Linked DNA regions of Homo sapiens: region 1 is linked to region 2. A link is a loop called in an ENCODE intact Hi-C map of the cell type or tissue named here. Cell type or tissue: endothelial cell of umbilical vein. All regions are shown on one strand. Links, peaks and the distances in the headings refer to the core of each region. The heading gives the core; the rest is flanking DNA.

Region 1 (11,347 bases), core at 1,016-9,015, 64 kb after region 2:
TGAGAGGGGGCAGGAAAGGAGGTATCAGTCCACACTCAGGAGAGCCTCCAAGGCCAGAAGCCAGCAGAGAAAGGGCTTCATGACGGTGATGGCCGACTGCCTGTCATTTGACCAGAACATCTTGGAGCCCCCACTCTTAGGGACCTCTTTGGGCTTCCTCATGGCAGAGTGTATGGGGGCAACTGCAGCCTCAGCGGCCTGAGGGAATCCATGAAACCCATTAATGGGAACTCCTGAATCTTACTACCTTGTTAGCCTCCTCCTGCTTGAGCACAGTCTTAGCAATCCTGTTAGAGTTCCTGCTTCCCTCATGGATTTCTGGACATTTTAGTAGTGTCTGATGTGGTCCTAGGCCTCTGTTGCTTCAAAATAAGGATCTCTCCCCACCTCCCACTGACTCCCAGTTTGCCCCTAGGAGTTGGAATCCTAATTAAATGCATGATTAAAATGTTTTCTCCTAAGGTTCTTAAGCTCCATGTATAACAGGCAATACAACGATGTTTGGATGTGTCACCTAACACCATCCATGAGAAGTGTATAGATCTGAATGTTGTCCCCACTGGGACCACTGACATGGAGTAAGAAATGGAGAAAGAAGGGTGTGGCACCTGCCATAATGGCAAGTCTCTTCTGGGCAGCTTAGGCATCTTGCCGATGTAGTCCAACTCTTGAGGTAGATATTAGTAGCCTCATTTTGTAGATAAGGAAACTAAGGCAAAGTTTGCACAACTGGAAGACAGCAGACCTGGCCAGGGGCACTGACTTCCTGGTTTGGAAGTCCCTTCTATCACGCCCTCTTGTCCCTCTTTTCCCCCCCACCTTCCTATGCTGTAAAGAAGGAAGTACCGCCAGGAATATGGTCACATGATTTATAGGCTGAGATTGGCATCTGGGGAGTTGGGTTGTCTAACAGGAGACCTTAGTTCTTGTTGCGACTCTACACATCCCTCTGGGCCTCAGGTCTGTCATCTGTCAAATGGGAGGGTTGCTCTACTCATCTCCAAGGTCCTTCCAGGAGTGACAACATGACATCCAAGGCCTATGGAAGGTGCAAGGACAAAGCAGCTTGCTTGACCCATTCCTCCTTGGGACTATGAGGCCTGATTTGTGGCTCTGCACCCCCTATCCTTGCCAAGGATGATGCCATCTCCAGATGGGTGAGCCTATACCATAGGCAGGTGCCCTTCACACCCTGGAGTGCCACGTACTATGCCTGAGCCCGGGAGGGAGGGCGATACTGGGGGGTCTTCTCGGGTGGGCCTAGGCTGCTTCCCTAGAAAGAGGAATCAGCAAGGGTGGCTGGAGAGTCTGGGGCTGGTAAAGGGATCTGCCCTCAGGTGTTTTCACCTTGTTCTTTGATAAAGGGGACATATTTTCTTCTTTTTATCCTGTATATAGCCGGCTTCCTAGTAGAAAGTAAACAAGCACACAACAATTAGACAAATAGATATGGTATGGTTCTGATTAGCCAAAGCAGGACGAAGCTAAATTTTAAGGACACTAGGCAGCCACTGACCAGCTGAGAGACCATAGACATGTCATTTTACCTCCGTAGGTCTCAGCTTCCTCCTTTGTTCAGGATGTGTCTGGATTGGGTGATGGGAGGCCTGGCATTCCTTGGCTTCATGAATGAAATGGTGAAGTTGAGTAGGAGCAGGGCTGACTTCCTGGGCGTGCAACCCCGGCAGTCACACAGGGTCTCATACTTAGAAGAGTCCCGTGCTTGGTCTAATGCTTTGCTGCACCACTTTGAAATGCATAATATTTTTTTAGCAAAGGGCCTCACATTTTAATTTTGCACCAGACCCTGCAAATTATGTAGCCGGTCCTGGGAAGCAGTGCCCACTCTCTGCTCTTAGACACTGGAGGCTGAGTGAATGTCAGGCCTGCCCCTGGCCAAGTTGTAAGGTAGAGACACTTGTCCCTGGCCCTTCGTCTGGCCTTTCTGAGTCTTCACCCATCATTTCTTGGAGCTAAGGCCTCCTGCAGACACTGGGTGCTTCTCCAGAGTGTGCCACCATATCCTCCTAGGTGTGCCTGCCTCTGGCGTCACACCATGCACCACCAAGACTTTCCCAATTCTTTGTAGTGAACCTACCTCTGTGCTTGTCCATGCTAGGGGCTTAACATTTATTCACTAAGGTGATTGACTAAATATGTGATCAAATAATATGCGATGAAAGCAGCTCGACAGAGTGTCCGGTGCCAAGGGCACTGGCCTAGGAATCCAGTCTGGGCTCTGATCACCTCACTTCCCTGGACCTCCTTTTCCCATGGAGTAAAAGAGGTGCTTGGTGAGATGGCTGGAGGTCTCCCCCAGCACTCGCTCTCAGACACACCTTGCTGGTGCCTCTGAAGTGACATTGCCAGGTTCATCTCAGCTGACAGGTAAGCCCTGGGTAAGATGTCTCAGCTGATCAAGTGGACCAGAGGGCACATGTGTTCTCCCTGATAGACCTCTGAGGACCCACCCTTCAGAGGGGGGCAGGGATATGGTGTGGGGGCTGAGAAGATGGATTAGGGAGGAGATAAAAGTGGTGTAGGGATGGGAGCAAGTTTCTAAATTCCATTTGAAGTCAATTTGCAAAAGCAGAGACTTGAGGAGCACTCCCCACCCAGAGAAACACCTAGACTGTGAGAGACACTAAAAGTCTATCTAGAATTCCACATTTACAGTGGAGCCCAAAGGAACCAGCTGGGCTCCTGGCCCCTGCCCTCGGGGACTGGCAGCTGAGTGGATGCCCTCCCATGGCACTGAGCCGGCTGGGCGGACACGAGTTTGACTGGCTCTTTTGTCTATAATATGTATCACTTTGCTGTTGAGGCTTTCAAGTGAAGTCATAGAGCAGTTACTGGCAATACCATCTCCTTTATTCCGAGGGGCTATTTATAGAAATTCTTGCTCTTAAGTATATTGGCAATATCTCCTCACAGGAGGGCCTTCATCTCGGCTCACCCCCGGGGGAGCTCTCAATTCCCTTAGTTGTCTTGCTTGTGAAAAAGCAATTTTAATTTCCCAAACAAATTTCCCAAACCTCTAGGGGAAAAGAAATCTATTTCCTAGTAGATTTTAACTGAGCGAGGGCTAAACTGGGGGAAGCAGAATTGTTTTTCAGTTTCCTCTGAGTGAGGTCTCTGGGTCTATGTCCATCCTGTAGGATCTTGTTTGAATGGGAACCAGGCTTCTTAAGCTATCTGTTGTGAATCATTCCCTGAAAAGCAGACTCTGAGACAGATTTGTGTGTGGAAGTTTGACTGGAGTATGCCCTTGGGATCAACATTGGGAAGACAGAGTTGGGCCGTGATGCAAATGTGACAAAGGTTTCAGCCAATCCCACTGGGGGTCTGGATCTAGGATGGTCCCTCAGAGTTTTGCTGTACGAAAACCAGGGGTCCAGGCCTTGCCCCCTGCATCTACCCATCTATTAGATGTGGATTGTCTATGGGAAGGGGTTATCTATTGGAAGGGGACATATCTTTCGGTGAGGCAGCTCTCTGTAACTGAGAGCAAGTTGAAAGTGAGCAAGATGAAAACTCATCTAAGCCATCATCTGCCAATGCCACAGCTGGGAAATCAATGCCTCAGTCCCACAACTCACACTGTTCGGTCCACACAGTGACTTGTAGATATGAGCCTTGCTTCCAGAGTCGGAGATGATGACAATGGCTGGGCCCAGACAACCCCAGCCAGATCAGTGCAGCGGCAGGGGAAATGAGACTCAAAGTGACTGCATGGGATTGTATTCATTTGAAACCTCATTATTAGTTCTTGTTGCCTCAGGGAACCTCAGGAATGTTAAACCCACATGGTGGGGATGAACATATGGCCATCACATCCAGTGTTGTGGTTGGAATCTGGGTCATTATTGCCCTAGCTGTGCACCTCCTTTCCTGGGTGTGCAGAAGGACCAATGTCCCTGACCCCTAACTCTTCCATAACTCTGTGCTTTTTCATTTGCCATTCCCTCTGCCCAGAATGCTCTCTGCTTCACATTTCCTTCCCCCTCCTCTTGCTGATAAACTTCTATCCATCTTTCAGCATCCAGTATGAATGTCACCTTCTCTTGGGAACCTCCCCTGGCCAGCCTCTCCCTGCTGCCCAGCAGAATTGGTCTCACCCTCTCTGGCTCCCCAGACACTCATTAGCCCAGCCTTAGGCAGCTGTCTCCACACCCTGGGTCTGCTGGTCTGTCTTCCTCATGCTGAGCAATTTAAGGTCAGGAACTGAATCCCACCCCTGTTTGTATCTCTGAGCACAGGATAATGCAGACTCCTTGGATGAGCTGCATGGATGCAGGAGGGAACTTTGAAGGATTTTGAGTCAAGGAATAAAGGAGAGAAGTCAGGTTGAGGAGGCATGGTGGATTGAACTGGAAAGAGATCATGCTGCTCAAGCCCAGCAACGAAACTATTTCTTCTTCTCCACCTGGGCTGCCTATTTAAAGCCATCTGTAAAGATGTCCTCTCCTGATTCCACTGGCCATACTGGCCTCTTCTCTCTACAATGCTGCAGCTGCAAATAACAGCAGTCGGTGTCCAGTCAAAACGTGTCGAATAAATGAACGAATCCAGAATTCAGGCCATAAAGGTCAGGGCGTGGCTCCAGGAGGAAAAGGGGTGAAAAATATTTTTTTGGCTTTCTAGACAGGCCTAGATGACAGGCCTTAGTAGCTGGAGAAGTAGCATGGTGGCATGTCATAGGTGAAGGCAGGGTTGGAAAGCCAGAAGAAAGAACCAGTTTCAGGTTGGGACCTAGAATATGGTCAGCTCAAATGGTCCATATACTGGATTGAATGTTGAAGTCAACAAAGCAGGACTGTGGTTAAGGGGAATATATGAAAATAATGTTGGAGAACAGACAGGGATCAGGACACATGGACCAGCTGAGACCACACCTGGTCTTAATCTGTGATGCTTCACTCTAGGTACAAATGCTAAAAGCAATGTTTGAAGATCTTTTAAATGAGATGTGCTTCTAATCAGAAATGACACGCAATTGTGGGTTGGCCTGCTAAGACTGCTTTGGCCCCTCAGTGGCTGTCACATGTCTGTCCTTGGTGCAATGTGACTGGGGGCTCCAAGTGCCTATGGGGAGCCTTCTCCGCTGGCTCCCATTTAGCAATGTCCACTAGGTGGCGACAGAGACTCACTTGCCTCCCCTGCAGAGAGCCTGCTTTTTTGAGATACAAAATTAGCCTCACAATATTCCAGCTCTATAAAAATAGATTCCTCTTTGAAAAAAAAAAAATCCCATAAAACTTCATTATATAAAACAGTGGAAATCTTAGCAAAGATATCGTCAAAGAGTGGAGAAGCCATTTAGGATAAATATACAAACAAAAGATCTAATTATCTCTTTTATCTAAGCAGGCACTATGCAGCCTGATTTTCCGTTTAAGAGCTCATGACTCATTGGGTTCTGGCAGTTTCTCTTTCGGAGTTCTGTCAATCTGTCTCAGCTTCTCTCCTGTGGTTTCATGGAGTTTATTTCTGCCTTTTCCTGAGGTTTGGGACACTACACCGTTTGTCTCTTTCCTCCTACCTAGATTTCCACACAAAACAGAAGCAAAGCCTTGCTCTGCAGGTTGCTTTATCAACCATTGGAAGATGGACAGAGGTTTTTTTAAGCTGTGTGAACAGAAGCAGACAATTTTACTTTGTTATTTTCCCCTGTGCTACCCAGATAGCAGCAGCCACCCTGTAGTTGGCCACCCCCAGGGGCCACAGCCAATTATAGACGTTTCTGTCTCCCAGCTGTGGAACCTCAGGCAAGCCTTTGAACCTCCTTGATCTCAGCTTTCTCACCTGTAAACTAAGGATTAGCATAACACCTCCCTCTTGAAGTTATTTTAAGACTGGATAAGGAGAGGGCAAGGGAGACCGAAAATTGCAAATCACTTTACAAATGTTGTACATCAATAGATCTCTTTTAAAAAGGGGCCGCTCTTGAAGAAAAAGTTGATTAATTTTTAAAAGCATGCTAGCTTTGGAGGGTTCTTGTGGCAAATGCGACATTTGAGGAGGATCCATCTTTGCTTACTGAGTGTGGAGGGGCATGCTCTAGCCCCTCCTATGGAGTCAGGAAGCACCCCCAGTGGCCATTCTGTGAAGAAGCCAACGCGGTGCCCTGAGTGCCTTGTGCCCAGGATTATGTGCCCAACAGCTGCTTCACTGGGAGGAGGCCATTATGAAATCAGTGGTTTCCTGAAGCTGGTCGTGTCCATAATTAAAGAATGTTAAAACTCCGTAGTTGATTTTCCACTTCTGTCTCTGGCGGAAAGCAGGCTATTAATTGTCCCGTTAAACCGGGGTGGTGATGGTCAGCCTAGAGTCCAGAGCTGGCTGAGGCTGGAGTCTACATGGCTTGTGCTGGGCACTACCTTAGCATGGAGAGCACTTTTCACTGCTGTGGGCTGCTGGGGTCTGCCACACAGCATGGCCGTCCAAAGTGCTGAGATTACAGGTGTGAGGCACTGTGCCTGGCCAAAAAAAGAGTTTTTTTAAGGCAGTGCAACGATTGCAAAGGCCACACCCCAAGTGGATGTATGGTTATAACTTTTGACAAGTACTGCAAAATCTTCTTCCATATCTCACCCCTCTATCTCTCTATCTCATCACTAGTATTAACTGGGGCTGATACAGTTAATACAAGTGGAAGCTGTTTTTATTTTTTCTAAGATTTACTTATTGAATAGTTATATGTACAGTCTAAAAGCCAATTTGCTGAATGTTCTATTAATATTTCATTCTATCAAGAAAAGAAAAAAGAACTGCCTGAAGTTCTTTTTGGTATGTAGCCTGAGATTCATTTTCTACCATTATGGTTGGTGATTGTTATAAGAAAGAAATTAAATTCTCTTCCTCCCATTAAGTAATATGCTTAGAGAACCTATAAACCCATTTAACTATATATAAATAGCAATCAGGCAGAAGACAAGATTGGAGAAAAGAATCCATTTGTAATAGCGATGAAACAGATAAAATACCCCCCAAATAAATTTGTCTGCTGATGGCCACGGCTCTCTGAGGAATGGTATTGAGTTTCTCAGCATCACCAGAAGTATTGTTTTCTACTTGAAATTTGAAAGTGTAGGTGCAATAGCACATTGCTACTTTTTTTTTTTTTTGAGACGAAGTTTTGCTCTTGTTGCTTAGGTTGGAGTGCAATGGCACAATCTCGGCTCACTGCAATCTCCGCCTGCTGAGTTAAAGCGATTCTCCTGCCTCAGCCTCCCATGTAGCTGGAATTACAGGCACCTGATACCATGCCTGGCTGATTTTTTGTATTTTTAGTATAGATGGAGTTTCACCACGTTGGCCAGGCTGGTTGCGAACTGCTGACCTCAGGTAATCCGCCTGGCTCAGCCTCCCAAAGTGCTGGGATTACAGGCGTGAGCCACTGTGTCTAGCCCACATTACTATATTTTAATGAAACTTTAGTATACTCATCCTAAAACTCCACATCCATGTTGCTTTATTGTAAAAAAAAAATGTCCAGAAATGGCAACAAATGGGGGCTGGCTCTTACAGGACAGGGCAAGAAGACACAGTGGTCAGCTCTTGTGAAAAACATATTAAAATGCTCTTTTAAGCTACGCAAAGAAAGGAGACACAAAAGAAGCCTTAAGCAATGGAAAGGTCTACTGTTTGAACGTTCATACTTGGGAAGATTCAATATCATGAAGATGTCAAGTCTCCTTAAATTAGTCCAGAAGTTTTTAGGCATGTCAACTGAATCTAAAGTTCACATGGACAAACAAGCAAGCATATTCTTGGACAGAAAAATTGTGAGAAAAAAAAGAGTAACGAGGAGGGAAACATCCTACCAGATATTGAAACATATTATAAATCTATAGTAATTAGAACAATGTGGTACAAATGCATGATTAAATCAATAATACAGACTAGAAAGTCAAACCAAATACATATGGGAATTTAGTATACGATATAAACTACACCCTTAGGGAAAATGCGGACTATTCATTTAATGATATTGAGACAAGTGGATCATCTTATTAAAAAAAAGCTGGATCTCAGGTCTTACACCAAAATAAATTTTAGGTAGATTAAATATATAAACATGAAAAGGAAATCATACAAGTAGTATATAAAAATGGGAGATTTAACTAATAATATCAGAATGGGGAAGGCTCTTCTAAGAAACCACGCCCACACACAAATTAGTAAATTCGACAAAACAGAAACAACAAAAAATTTTGTGTTAAAAGTAACACTAAATCAAAATGAAAAGATAAAAGGCAAACACAAAATTGACAAGGATGCTTGCAACTTGTGTAACTGATAAAGGGCTATTTTCCTGAATATATTTCTCTATTCTATAATTACTTTCTTTAATATATTTTAAAAACTTCTGTAAGTAAGTATGAAATAGACAAATGATAAGAACAGTTATCAGAAAATGAAATACAAATGATTCAAACATGAAAAGATGCTCGAGCTCAGTCTATAATAATAGACCCTTAAAAGTATAATGAAATATCTTTTTTTAAACCCCTATCTGATTAGCAAAGACCAGCAAGTTGGAAAAACAGAGGGCTTTTTCAAAGATCAAGCTTGTGAGCCAAACTAAAGGATTCTGTGCTTTCAAGAATTACACTGTTTAGAGTTTGGACTTTTTGAAAAAAATGTACATGTCTATGAAATAAATTGGCCTTTTAAAAAAGAGTTTGCAGCAATGCTGAAAGTAGTGGCCAAAAGCATGATCAAGAGATAGGATATTCATCTAATCTCAAACCATCTCCCTACAAGCTATTTATCAATTACAAAGTGAAAAATACTAACTGCACAGTGGTGAATCCAGGTAGCCACCATCCTGTCAGGAAGCCCAAACCAGCCACCTGGGGAAGGACTGGGGTTCTCGGCCACACACAACACCCAGTGCTGTCATGTGGGTAAAGGAGTCTTCAGATGATTCCAGCGTTTAGCCTTTGAGTTTTTCAACTAAGGCCCCTGACATCATGGAGCGGAGACAAGCCATCCTTGATGTTCTCTATACAAATTCCTGATCTCTAGAATCCACAAGCATAATAAATGGCTGTTTAACGGTGCTGAGTTTGGGGGTAATTTGTTATGTAGACAAAGCAAATGGAACAGGGAGTGTCTGCCAAATTTCTCCACCATGTTACCATTTTCTCTTTTGTAAGTAATAAGTAATTTGAGGGGAGATGCATTGAGACTGTAAATATTCTGTTTCTCATCAACCTTTCACCCTTATCAAACTAGTTTTGGCAACCACTGATGATTTTCTAATTCTATCATCCCTTCTATATTTATTAGTTGGCTTTTTTTGTTTTTTTTTTTTTTTTTAGACAGAGTCTCATTCTCACTGTCGCCCAGGCTGGAGTGCAGTGGTGCAATCTCAGCTCACTGTAACCTCTGCCTCCCAGATTCAAGCGACTCTCCTGCCTCAGCTACCCGGTTAGCTGGGATTACAGACATGCGCCACCACGCATGGCTAATTTTTTTGTATTTTTAATGGGGACAGGGTTTCACCATGTTGGCCAGGGTGGTCTTGAACTCCTGACCTCAAGGGATCCGTGTGCCTCAGCCTCCCAAACTGCTGGGATTACAGGTGTGAGCCATGGCACCCCGCCTAGTTGGCATTTTTCTATCAGTGTGCTCTCAGGGATTCCTATTTTATTCAGTGAAATAGAATACATTATTATAATTGATGCTCAAATTGTCCCAGATGTAGAAGAGTCCCTTCAGTGGCCCATGGAAGTTCCTTCAAGCTAATCCTGGGTCCTATTGAATGTTCCCCATTTCTCACTGAGCATCTTCTTAGGTTCTTGTGAAATAAGATATCCTAAACTCATCTTGTGTTTCCACACCCCAGTCCTGGAATCCAAGACTTTTCTTCAAGGACTCTTCGTTCGTTTTAGTGGAGAATGGTATTTAGAAACCAAGATCTAAGTGCTAGATGTACTCACTGCTGCAGGTGTGTTATTGCTCCCAGACACTTTTGGTGGACAGAGCTAGGAAATATATTTATCTATTCATCTATGTATCAAAAAACACAAGTTCATACTGGTACCTCTAATTCCAATCCATAAACTCAGAGAACACTCTAATTTTCCCCTTTTTACATATTTGTAACTCTTTTTTCTGACAGTAAGAAACATGGCTCCTATTTTCCTCAATGTATTTATTCATTTGCTCAAGCATAAGATACACAGAAATTAATTTCAGAATTGCTAACCCACACTGCTGAGAAAAGCAAGCCTACTAGTAGAGTACAAAATTTATATATAGTAAAATACACAAATCTTAAATATATAATCTGGTATGTTAAAAAATTTTTAAGTTGACAAATAATAATTTCATTTATTTCTAGGGTACATAGGAATGTTTTGATACATGTAATGTATAGTGACCAAATCAGGGTATCAGTGTATCCATCATCTCAAACATTTACATTTCTTTGTGTTGGGACTATTCAATATCCTCCTTCTAGCTCTTTGAAACTAATAATATGTTATTGTTAGAGTCATCCTACAGTGGCATAGAACACTAGAACTTCTAAGGAACATATGCTCACTCCTGTTAAGGCATAAAACATTTCTACCATCCAGAAAGTTTCTTTCTCAGTCTATCCCCCCCAGAGCCAACCACTTTTCTGGTTTTGTTTCACTATAGATAGTTTTGTCTTGTGTAGAACTTCATATAAATAGACTCATATAATATGCACTTTTTCATAATTGGCTTCTTTTGCTCAGCATAATGTCTATGAGACTCATCTATTACATAGAAGCAGATTTTTCCCGTTTGTTGCTAAGTAGTATTCCATATTATAAATGTACCACAGTTTGTTTATCCTTTTCCCTGGATTTGAGTTGTCTCCAGTTTGACTGTTATAAATAAAGCTGCTATAAATATTCCTGTACAAGTCTTTTTGTGGATATACATTCTCATTTCTCTTGGGTAAAAACTTAGAATTTAAGTGCTGAGTCATTGGGTAGGTCCATGTTTAACTGTAGAAGAAACAAATCTTTCCAAAATTGTTTTACCATTTTACACTCCCACCAGCAATGGATGAACATTCTGGTTGTTTCACATCCTTACCAACATTTGGTGTTTTCAGTCCTTTTATTTTTAGCCATTCTAGTAGATTTAATTTTTATTTCTTTGATGACCAGTGACTTTGAGCATTGGTCCAAGTGAAGTTTTTTAAGCATGGGCATCTCCAAGGCGTGGGTTTGGTTCTACTCTGTTCTCTCTCTTCAGTTGGATTTGCTTCAGGGAGTGGGGGTAGTGCTATGGTTCTTAAGATTTTTAGAATGAAGCTTGAAGAAATGGATCAAAAAGTTCAAGAATGTTCTTTACATTC
Region 2 (11,347 bases), core at 1,946-9,945:
CTTCTGACACAAACTGACCGTGAATACAACAGGGATATTAAACACTGGGTCAGGCTGGAGAGAGAAAACAACAGGGTGCAGCAGAATTCTTTTCCTTCCCTTTCACCCAAGTACCAGGGATTCTGAAGATTCTCCTCCCTGCCCCCGGCTTCTCTTCCTTCCTCTTTCTCTAAGCCTCCTTATCCTCCTCCCGCTTCTCCCTCAACCCCTTAACTTCAACCAGAAGAAGAGATAGAGGGTTGGGCAGGGGAGCACAGAGAATGTTGTTCTTAGGATTTTGAGAGAGTTAAGCGTCAGGGTCAATGTCCCCTTCCCGCTTGCGCTCTCGAAATAGATACACACAAAACATCTACTGGAACTTTTAAATGATGAGAGGAGATCCACAAGTCACCTGTGAAGCAAAATCTCAGCACTTTATAGTCACAGAAACATACAGGCATGCAAAGGGCTCATGTTTATGAATTATATCATACCTAGGCAAAGCAGGTGGCACTTGCACACACACAGGAATCCTTAAATACACGCATCTTGGCATTTCCTTTCCGCCAGCCTTGGCCCTTCCCACCCACCCAAAGGTGCGGGCCACAGCCACCCTCTGTGGGGTCTGATGCAGGGTGAAGGGCGTCACTGGGTCCTGGCTACTCCCTGGCTGTGAGAAGTGGGCAAGCCCTTTACTCTATGGGAATCTCTGTAAAATGAAAATAACTGCCTGGCCAGGGGCTGTGAGGATGAAAGGGTATTAATAATATACGCAGGGCACTGTCCTGCTTGGTTCCCGAACCTCTCTTTCCTACACCCACGGCTGGACTGATGGTGCCTTCTGTTACTTGGTCCCCACCGTCAGTACTCTAGTGTGACACTGGGAAGAGTGGGGGCTTAGCCAGGGCCGCGGTCTGTACAGGAGGGTCCCAGCCCGCAGGTCACGGGTCTGCAGGCCCACAGCTAACCTTCAGAGCTGCACAAGCGCCGGGAGCTGTGGGCACGTGAGGAGGGCGAGCGGGTCCTAGGTGCGTAGACCCGTGGGTGGGGGGCGGAGCGGACCGGTGGAGGTGGGCAGAGACCGGCGGCAAGTCGACCCACGGCTGTGGGTGGCTTCCTCCTGTTGCTCAGTATCAGGGAGAGGCGGGGGAGGACATTCATTTTTTTTCTTCCCTAAGTAAGCATCCACCTATTGCTTTAATAACTATCGATTGTGAAAAGCCGGCGGGGCCTCTTAAAGGCGAAGTCGGGAGGCGCGCGCCCCTGCGTCTGTGTTCGGGGACCAGTCCGCGGGGACCTTCTGGACCTTCTCCGCCGGCTGCGCGGCAGCGATGGACCCTGTGCATGGGCTCTCCTAGCAGCCTCGGGAACCGCGGCCGCAAGCTGTGGTTTGACCCCTGCCCCAACCACTCGCGAGGCCTTTTCTGTTCAGAGCCCCCAGTCACGTTCTTGGACCCAGTCACCTGCGCCGCAGCGCAGTCCCGGCGCCCCAGGTTCGAGGACCCGGCCCGCGCTCGGAAAGTTATTTCAAAAGGCAGATGTGTTGCAACCCTCTCTGCAGCAAACTACAGTACGCGGATTCCCGAACCCTTCCCCGCCCCCACCCAGCCCGGGCGACCAGAGCCCGCCGCGGGAGACTGGCAGCAAGGAGAGCCACCCCTAAATGCACCTTCCCTCCCTCCCGCGCGCCCAAGTGCAATGGGGTTGGGGGAAGCCCCAAAGCAAACTCACGACGCGGAGCAATCCCCAGTCTTGGCCTGGAAGGGGTCGGGCTGCTGAGGATCGGCTTCCCGATTTCATGCCCCAGCCTCCCGTCCTCCCCAGCCCCAGCCCACCCGCCTGGGCCGTCGCGGCCCCTAGGTACCTGCGGCGGTCACGGGCTCGCCCTCGCTCTGCTCCCCGGAATCCGAATCCATGCTGCGGGCTGCTGGCTGGGCGTCCACGGCCACCCGCCCGTCTGCGGGGCGCTCGGGCAGCCGCGGCGCACTCAGGGCGGACAGCGGGGCGGCTGGAGCCCGGGCGGCGCGGGCGGCGCGGGCTGGGCGGTGCGCGGCGGCAGCGGCCAGGGGGCGGCTCCGCAGAGGCGAGCGCCGCCGCGCCCCGCTCCCCGCGCCCGCCGGCCGGTGCCTGCGCGCGAGGCGAGCGCAGGGCGGAGGGTGGGGCGCTCCGGGAGACAGCCGGGAGGAGGGAGGGGAGGCGCGAGCGCCGAGGAGCCCGAGCGTCCGGCGCCCGGCGGGCTCCAGGCTGGGGTTAAATATCCCGGGGGCGGCGCCGCGCCTCCCTACCCGCGCCCTGCGTCGGAGCCCTTGGACTTGCCTCGCGCGGCGAGGTTGTGCTGGTCTGCAAGGCCGAGCCCCTTCCCTAGGGTGAGGCCAAGTTTGTAAAATTACTAGGTGAAAAAGAGCTTCAACTCGCGCAGGAAAGGAGAGGTTCCGAGTGTTCCGACTTATGGGGTTGCCAGGGTTCGAGTCCAACTCCTCCGCTCAGAGACCTTGGACGAGACCTGTGTTTGTTTTCTCACTAGGAAGATGAGGGAAGGGGGGCGGGGAATAAGGGAAGGGGAGCGGGGAATAAGGGAAGGGAGCGGGGAATAAGGGAAGGGGGCGGGGTGGGGGGAGATGACAGTTGGACTGTTGTGGAAAGTAGTAAGACAAGGCGTGTGCGGGACCGAGCGCTGGGCCTGGCACCTAGTGACGAAGTAAACACACAGGCAGGTAATGCTAACTCCGGCTGTTTGAGTCTTCTGCCAGCGAGGGCAGGGCAGGTGGGGCAAGCGGTGGTGAAGCGGGTTCCGGGGGCTCGGTGAGTCTGAACACTGGCTCGCCTGGAAGGTTGGAGCCACCCTGCCAATCAAGCAGCCGTGCTATTTCGCGCCCTCGACTAGAGGGGCCAGAATTAATTTTAAAAGCTTTTCTTTGTTGATGGGATTAAACACAGAGTGCTAAACTTCCGTAACACCATCCTTTATGAAAGGAAAAAAAAAAGCATTTGTAAACCTATTTACTAATTAAGAGCCCAAACGAGGGGGGAAATGCACGGAGCACCGAGGCCTTTTTTGTTGTTGTTAATTCTTGGTTATCTATATGCTCTTATTGCCTCCCTATTATAGGCTCCTACACTCACAAAGCCTCAAGCTGGGTTCTCTGCTTGTAAAGTCTGCCCAGAGAATGCAAATTATTGGCCAGAGCAAAAGAAAATCAAGAAGAAAAAGTCTGCTAAAAAGCGCCACTTACTGAACATTTCCCTTTGTGTCCTCATCTAATCTGTACAATGACCCAGTGAAGAATTTAGGTTGCACCATTTGAAAATACTTTTTGGAAGTAGAATATGGTTGAAAGTTGGCAAGTTCATAGAATTCAACTTATTTTCATTCCCATTTTACAGATGGGAAAAGTCTCAGAGACAGCAGATGATGTCCCTGTGGTCTCAGGTCGTCCAGTAGGTGGGTGAACTGGGACTTGAAATCAGGTCTGATGTCCAGATCTGCTCCTGACTGCTATGGTACAGTGTCATAAGTGAGTTTTGGCTTCTGGTCTACCTGAAGGCTGCCGTCTTTAGTGAAGTGTGGGCTTAACAGAGTGCAAATACCACTCTACTTTGTGTTTTCAGAAAACAAAGGATGGCCAAGCTCATGGACTCTAGTGATACAAGTTGGATGGATATTGATGAAATGGTCAAAAGAGCCCCACAGTGGATGTGTTATCTTGGGCAAATGGCTAAACCTCTCTCGGTTTCCTCAAGTGTTGGTGTCTCCTTCATAGGGTGTTTGTAAATAAATGAAATAATGAGTATGAAAGCTATTACCCAATGCCTGGCACACAGTGAATGTTTGATAACTGGAAAGAACACTAATTTTTAGATTGAATGGATCCCATTTAGAAAAACAAAATATTTTAGAGTTGCATTTTTTAATGAAAAGAAAAAAGTGGGGGCCGGGCACGGTGGCTCACGCCTGTAATCCCAGCACTTTGGGAAACTGAGGCGGGTGGATCACCTGAGGTCGGGAGTTTGAGACCAGCCTGACCAACATGGAGAAACTCTGTCTCGACTAAAAACACAAAATTAGCCAGGTGTGGTGGTGCATGCCTGTAATCACTGCTACTCGGGAGGCTGAGGCAGGAGAATCGCTTGAACCCAGGAGGCGGAAGTTGCAGTGAGCCGAGATCGTGCCATTGCACTCCAGCCTGGGCAACAAGAGCAACACGCTGTCTCAAAAAAAAAAAAAAAAAAAAAGAAAGAAAGAAAAAAGTAATGGCAAAATTTGGATACAAGATGATACTCGAAAAACAAATAGCTGGGATCATTTAAAAAGTTTGCCATAATAGCTTTTCAGTTATAAGGTAAAACAACAATGATAGCTTCACAGAACAGAGCATATGGGATTCAAAAGGCATTCAGCTTCCTCTAAAGGTTGTGCCTAGATTCAATAACAGGAAATGTGAAACTTTCCCTGTTTCCTTAGACCTCCTTTCCTTGCACTTCATGGAAGCTTTTTTGGTTTTGCTTTTGTTTTAATGGACAGGTAGCCTGGGTTGCAGTGTGAGGGAGACAGACCACAGAGACATGTATGAATAACAGCAAAAAGGAAACAGAGAAGCTACTGGAATTTGATCAACAGTAAACAATGTACTGAGAACACACATTTACAACACATGTATGCTCATCAGTCGTCAGGTCTTCATTAAGTATCTAGCACATTTTGACCCAGAGATAAATGCTTTGGGCATGGGGGGGAGAGAAAGAACTGGTCAAGGTATCCTGAAAAGTCTTTGAGTGAAGTTCTTAGATAATGCCTATTCATTTACCTGCTCCTATATTCATTCATAGTATATTTCTGCTAAACGAGGCAGACATAGAATGAAAAATTGAATTGAATGTGGAATTAGACAATGGGGAAGAGAGATCCAAACTAAACAAGGTCTCGATTCCAATTTCCTATGATGTACAATCTGTTGTCATGGGACAGCAAGACAAAGGGAAATGACTACTGGCATGCGTGTGAGTTTAATGAGGAACATTAGTGGAACATACCTTATCTCTCCTCCCAGTATGGAAAAATCTGTGTAAGAGAAGGAAGTCCTTAAAATAGTATCCTATGACCATCAACCCCACTAAAACAGTGAAATCTGAGGTGGTGAATCTCCTTTTACAAACCAGTTCTGATATATTTCTTGTGGGGGGGGAAAAACTCTTAAGAAAGAGAAAAAGGGAAAGGGTTTCTGTAGTTCCTCTGTATATTTTTAGAAAAATGGCATCACTTTGCAGACTTGAATCTAGAGTCTGAGGGTTATAAGCCACCTTCCTCAGTGTTTCCACTACATCTTTTCAGCCTGGCAGCTCTTCAGATATACGAGTTTCTACCACTCATTGGTCATTTCTTAACTAGAGTGAACAAAATTGTTGGCTTTTTAAGGAAATTGCCTGTCTGGTGGGTAAAGCGTATCTATTTGTAAGGTGTCAAGAAACAGATAATAAAATAGATCCATTTCTGCTAACACAATAATACTCCTTTAATCTGAGCCAGTGCTATGACTCATCTGCCTGTCTCCTCTTGTGGGATGGAAAGGGAGCTGTCTGCAAACCTTCAGCAGTGGGAGGAGGGAAGGAGATACTTTTCACACGCTAGGACTGCTGCTCTGCTTTGAAAACCCACCAGCTCTAGAACCGCTGTTTTCTGTAGGCTGAAGTGGCCTTTGGTCCTTAGAGGTGAAAGGTTGGCCCTATTTTTAATCATTTGTCTCAAGGTAGACTTTGGTCCCAAGGAAGCTTCTACCCAGAGCTGAGGGGGCCTCCATGGGACTGTAGGTAAGCTGGAGAGCAGGGTCCAAGCTAGCTTGATATCCATCTAACAGAACATGGTGCTAGAAGACAGCCTTGAGAAAGGGAGCTTTCCTATTTCTTTCTTGCCAGTAAAAATAAGCTTTTATTTGTCTCCCCTCTTATTTAAAAAGTAATGCAGATTACTAGAAAAATTGGAAAATACATATAAACAAAAAAGAATATAAATTAATTCGTAATTTTACTAATTGCAGTCACGGTTAACATATCTTTTGAGAAGTTTCCTTCTGTGTGTGTACAGTATTCTGCTTTTGTAAATTGCTTTTTCCTTTTAACAATATGTTGTGAACATCATTTCATCTACTCTTTGATAACATGATTTTTAATAGCTGTACAATATTCTACTGGATGAGTATACCATATGTATTTAAACAATCCTCTATTGTTGAGCAGTTAGGTTGTTTCCAATTTTCTGCTATAATAGCATCAATCAATATCCTCGTGTCTAAATCTTTGCACACATCATTAATCAATGCCTGTGAACTTTCAGCCTCCTTCGTTTTCCTTGGGAGAGAGAAACAAGAAAGAAAATTGCAACTAACAAAATAATTGCTGTATATATCCCAAGACTTTAAGGTTATCAAGAATTTTCATGGGTATAATCTCCACTAGGCAGCAGGTGGGTTATTTGAGTTCATTCTTGCATTTGTCCAGCATCAGTTGAGCCCAGAGGAGGTTTAGGAGAAGAATGCAAAGTTTCCTTCCACACTTTCTTTGTGGGCAGTGTGTCCTCTGCACAGCCCCATCCAAGTCCAGACCCCTTGTAGGAGGCAGAGGGTGGATGAGGCTGGCAACTTTGGCATCCAGCTGTTCTCCTGGGTTCTTAGCTTCTGCTTCCTGAGCTGCCAGCAGGATAGCTTTCTTGGTGGTTAATGCAATTATAGTGACTCAAAAGCACTGATACAAAGGGAGAGGGAAATTGAGAAGGAGAAAGGGAGAAGAGAAAGAGAGAGAGAGAAGAAAACTCTATGGGCCCAACCTCTGTTGTGCCCTAGCCCAACCCTATGGGGTTATTTATAAGCCCTTTAAATAGCAGCACCAGGATCTTAGGTTCACTGAGAGCCTCCCTGATCACACATGGTGTGTGATCTCACTTGTGGCATTCATTTTGGCTATGGGATGTGACTCCACTGCTGCATGAGAGCTGTTCTTACAAGCATCTACACAGCTTGTATGTGGGTACCCTAAGTGACTGTTGAGCTCTGCCCAGTGCCTTCCCATATTCCTGGATCCTTACACAGCTTTGTGGCATAGAAAAGGTCAGTATTATTCCCACAGGAGAGAAGACGGAATCAAGACCCATGAGGTTTCAGCGGCAACTAGAGTCTTTGTGGTTTTCAGGATGATAGGAAAGTACCCAAAGACTGGGTGGGGCAATGTTACCCCAGTTCTCAAAGGGAAGAAAGGAGTTGATTCCGGAAATAACCAATTGATGAGTTTTTTGTTGCTGTCTAGCAAAAATCTGAAACAAACAGGTTTATAAATGGTTAAAGAAGAGAATGGTGATCACCAGCAGCCAACATGGGTTCCTTACCATGTCCTGCTAAAATAACCATGTTAACTTTCTTTAAACAGAGTCATGAAGTATATAAATCAAGATAATTTTATTTGACTTGGGATGTATCAAGTATTTGTTGAGTATCCTCTGTGTTTCAGGTGCAAAATGAAGGGAAGTGACTGTCACAGATACCATATGTTGTGATTTAAGTTTTGAGGAGGTCTTACACAGTTTCCTTGCTGCTAGGTGGATCTGGAGTAGGTTGAACAATCCTACCCAGTGAGCTTTGATTCATGGCTTTGAGTTACCTAGGAAGGAGGTATCCAGTGGAGTGACACAGAGCTCTGCCCTTGGCTCTAGTTTATTCTACTTATTTTTTTTTTTTAAAGACAACAACAAGAGTAGTGATTTAGAGAAAGAATTTGATGCTTGTGCTTATCAATGGTATAGATTACCATACTAACACAGGTAAGAGAAGACAAAATCATATGGGAAAGACATGTGGGTCTTAGTTGTCCATAAGAGCAACATGAGTCAACAGTGGGATAATAGCTGTATTGCTACAATAAGGGCAGGAATAGTTCTTCTGTATTGGAGCTAGTCTTACAGACACCTGGGGTCTTATGAACATCTGGTGCCACATTTTAAGAAGACATATCAGGGATCTCCCCAAGGTGGGGGAATCAAGATGATGAAAGAGGTTTGGAAACCATTCTGTATGAGAAAGTTTGAATGTCAGGCTGGAGAAGGAAAAAAAACAAACAAACAAGGCATGACTGGATGGATGTCCTTAAATGTGTAGAGACTTAGATTCTAGGCTGATGTGGGACTAATGGATAAAAGTTATAAGAAGGGAGAATTTGGATCTTGTGCCAGTCCTGGCCTGCCTGTCCTTGCCCTTTCCATCCTCTGTATGGAAAAGGGGCTGACCCCTACAGGCTGCATTTGCCGGGCCCCTGTACTAGCTGTTTTCTAGCTGGATACAGCCAGTGGGAGGCACTGGCAGAAGATGGGCAGGTCAGGGAAGGAATATTCTCCCCTATCCTCTATCCCTTAATCTTGGCACCTTTGACAATTGCTATATCTCCTCTGTGACTCCAGCTCCTACCAAATGGACCTGCTGTGGTTCCAGCTTTCATGAGGTGACCCCAACCCCTTGGCTCCAGTAACAGCACCTCCTCCCTTTCGTCCTTCAGCCCAGGGTGGCAGTGACTTCCTGCTGCTGCTAATGCCTAGATTACCTCACTATCCTCTGTTTGGCTTCTCAGACCTGTGTAGCCAGTTACCTGCATTGCATGATCTCCTTTGAAAATATGTAAAATAGTGCGGGGCGTGGTGGCTCACGCCTGTAATCCCAGCAGTTTCGGAGGCCAAGACAGGCGGATCACCTGAGGTCAAGAGTTCGAGACCAGCCTGATCAACATGAAGAAACCCTGTCTCTACTAAAAATACAAAATTAGCCCAGCGTGGTGGTGCATGCCTATAATCCCAGCTACTCGGGAGGCTGAGGCAGGAGAATCATTTGAACCCGGGAGGTTGAGGTTGCAGTTAGCTGAGATCCCGCCATTGCCCTCCAGCCTGGGCAACAAGAGCAAAACTCTGTCTCAAACAAAAAAAAAAAAGAAAGAAAGAAAGACAGAAAATATGTAGGCTGGGCGCCGTGGCTGAAGCCTGTAATCCCAGCACTTTGGGAGGCCAAGGTGGGCGGATCATGAGGTCAGGAGATCGAGACCATCCTGGCTAACACAGTGAAACCCCATCTCTACTGAAGATACAAAAAATTAGCGAGGCGTGATGGCGGGCGCCTGTAGTCCCAGCTACTCGGGAGGCTGAGGCAAGAGAATGGCGTGAACCTGGGAGGTGGAGCTTGCAGTGAGCTGAGATTGCGCCACTGCACTCCAGCCTGGGCGACAGAGCAAGACTCTGTCTCAAAAAAAAAAAAAAAAAAAGAAAAGAAAAAGAAAAGAAAATAAGTAAAATATTTTCCTAGTTAGACCTCATTGATACAGACATGTACCAGTGGTACAGGAATAAGAAAGTGTTTTTTAATGATTACAACTAGATGACCATGGGTAGGGGTATTGTGGGAGGCTGGAGTCCACGACTTTTTGGATTCCTTTGGAAACTGAGACATGGAAAGGAAATGATGTGTCCAAGTCCTGGGAGTGGCAGAGCTGAGACTAGAACTCAAGGCTCCTATTCCCCAGACAGGCATGCTTTCATCTGATGCTGACTCTCCTCCTGCGCATGTCTTTAAAAGTATCCTCTCGTGGTTTATGTTAATCATCCTTCTGATCTATGGAAGGGAAAATTGAGTCTCCTAAATTTGTTTTTTTCTTTTAATTCTCTCATGTTTATGTGACAACCCAGTTCAATAATGCTTACTCACTAATTATTTTACAGAACAAATATCGCTCGCCAAGTGTTGAGTGGAACCTTTTGTTCCTCCCTTCAAAGCATTTTCTACTTAGAAAAGCTAAATACATGTTCCAATCTGGAAGGTTCCATTTATGTAAGTCTCTGATTTCATAACATCTACACCCAGTCGAGGGCTGTAGAAGGGGGAAGAAATGTTCAAGGTCACCTGGTCTAACCCCATCACTTTAGATATGAAGAAATAAATCTAGAAAGGTGAAGTGGTTTGCCCAGAGTTAAGAACAAATGGGACCAGAACCCATGTCTCTGGCCCTATTTCAGGATTTCCCATCATATTACCATGCTCCTTTATAGCCCTTCTACTCCAGCCCAGGACAGCAGTGACTTCCTGCTACTTCCTTTACTACATCCAGTTTTCATTTGGTTTCCACCCTCACTTCCCAAATCTCTCTCCCCATTACTGATCTTTCCTCTCCTTTTACCTCCTGTACACCAGTGTTCTACTAGACCATATACATCTGGAGTGGAATTAACAAAAGCAGGACTTGACCAATGCCTCTTTTCAATTTCTTTATCTTATCAAAGACTCTCTCCCCTCTCCTCCCCTTCTCTTCCCTCAGCTTCCCTCCATCTCCTCCCCTTTCCCTTCCCTTTTCTTCTTTTCTGGGTCTTCAAACTTTCCATTCCTCTCTTCTATCTATCCAACATTTTCTTTCCCGCCAAGTCTTCTCTTGGCATTGTCCTTAAACGGATCCCTCCCTTCGGTGTTCAAAGCAATCTGCCTGGTTGAAGCTATCAACCCTTCTAAAAGAGGAATCTTCCATGCCTGGTTGCCATAAGCCTTTGCTCATTCTCTGAGGAGGCATAAGTTAATGTTATCCCTTAGTAAGACACCTGGGCCTCTCTCCATTACTTCTCTGGCCTCTTGACTGTGCCTGTGGGCATCTTAACACCTCAAACATTATTGCAGAGAAGGGAATTCCTTCCATGGCCAAGGATATCAACTTTATTTCATTTCAAATCATTAACAGACATCATCCCATGAGAGTTTCCAGTGTTTTAACAACTTTCTCCTTTGACTGTCACTATCAATCTTAGCTAGTTTTTAGATCTTGCCAAATTTGTGTTATCTAGACATTCATGAGTGGTTAGATTTATTGAAGCTCTTTCAGGATAACATTACAGCATAATGTTTGAGTCACAGTGACCTCATTCAAGTGGACTGGTTCTCCTCTGAAACAGACACATTGACACCATATTTCCAGTTAGTTGTACTGTGAACTGTGGTCTTCTATCCTTCCAAACTCCGTGTTACTTTCTTCTAATGTATATTTTGTCTCAGTCACATAGTTGTCGAAAACCCAGGAACTCGGTTCATCCTCCACATTCCTGTAACTCATACTTTAACTTCTCTTGATGAAATTCGTAAGTCCAAGGATCAAATATTTGGGTTCTGTCCTAGGAAACAAGCATGTGGGACATGTGCCTACTTCCTTAGTATAGGTGATATTGCTGCAAGAGTTAAGAGGAATGAGAGTTACTGGCAGGAAAGAGGAGAGCCTCTGAAACCAGGAATCACTTCCCAACGTGCTCTCCTCCGCTAGTGCAGAGTGGAGGGTGAGGTCAGTGCAACCATTCTCACCTCAATCACGTCTT

What was found. A loop is a pair of places that touch in the nucleus more often than their neighbours do. Peaks named below come from ENCODE experiments on the same cell type or tissue, not always from the same donor. Only the 100,000 strongest peaks of a DNase experiment are listed, where the experiment ranks them.
Region 1: a loop joins it to region 2, with 4 times the contacts of the local background. A loop is called at or near these places in 3 of 110 quality-filtered maps.

What each region holds. Positions count from the first base shown.
Region 1 is chr15:51,157,914-51,169,260 of GRCh38, forward strand. The region is part of intron 1 of MIR4713HG (MIR4713 host gene); the gene reads left to right. Among named protein-coding and RNA genes, the nearest start is that of TNFAIP8L3, 69 kb to the left of the region's middle. In endothelial cell of umbilical vein, for the core only: a CTCF peak has its summit at 5,123 (motif pointing right); a DNase peak (open chromatin) is centred at 5,178; H3K27me3 peaks cover 1,074 bases.
Region 2 is chr15:51,092,701-51,104,047 of GRCh38, forward strand. It overlaps TNFAIP8L3 (TNF alpha induced protein 8 like 3), which reads right to left and starts at 2,206. Exons shown (of 2, transcript NM_001311175.2): 1 at 1,844-2,206. The coding sequence starts at 1,895. All of the region lies in intron 1 of MIR4713HG (MIR4713 host gene), which reads left to right. LOC124903491 (a long non-coding RNA gene) reads left to right here and starts at 2,243. Exons shown (of 2, transcript XR_007064631.1): 1 at 2,243-2,345; 2 at 3,089-3,782. It overlaps LOC124903492 (a long non-coding RNA gene), which reads right to left. Exons shown (of 2, transcript XR_007064633.1): 2 at 10,675-11,203. RefSeq lists an enhancer at 1,228-1,958 and a silencer at 1,681-1,730. In endothelial cell of umbilical vein, for the core only: no CTCF peak of the experiment used is centred there; DNase peaks (open chromatin) are centred at 2,491, 4,481, 4,981 and 5,541; H3K4me3 peaks cover 1,030 bases; H3K27ac peaks cover 4,205 bases.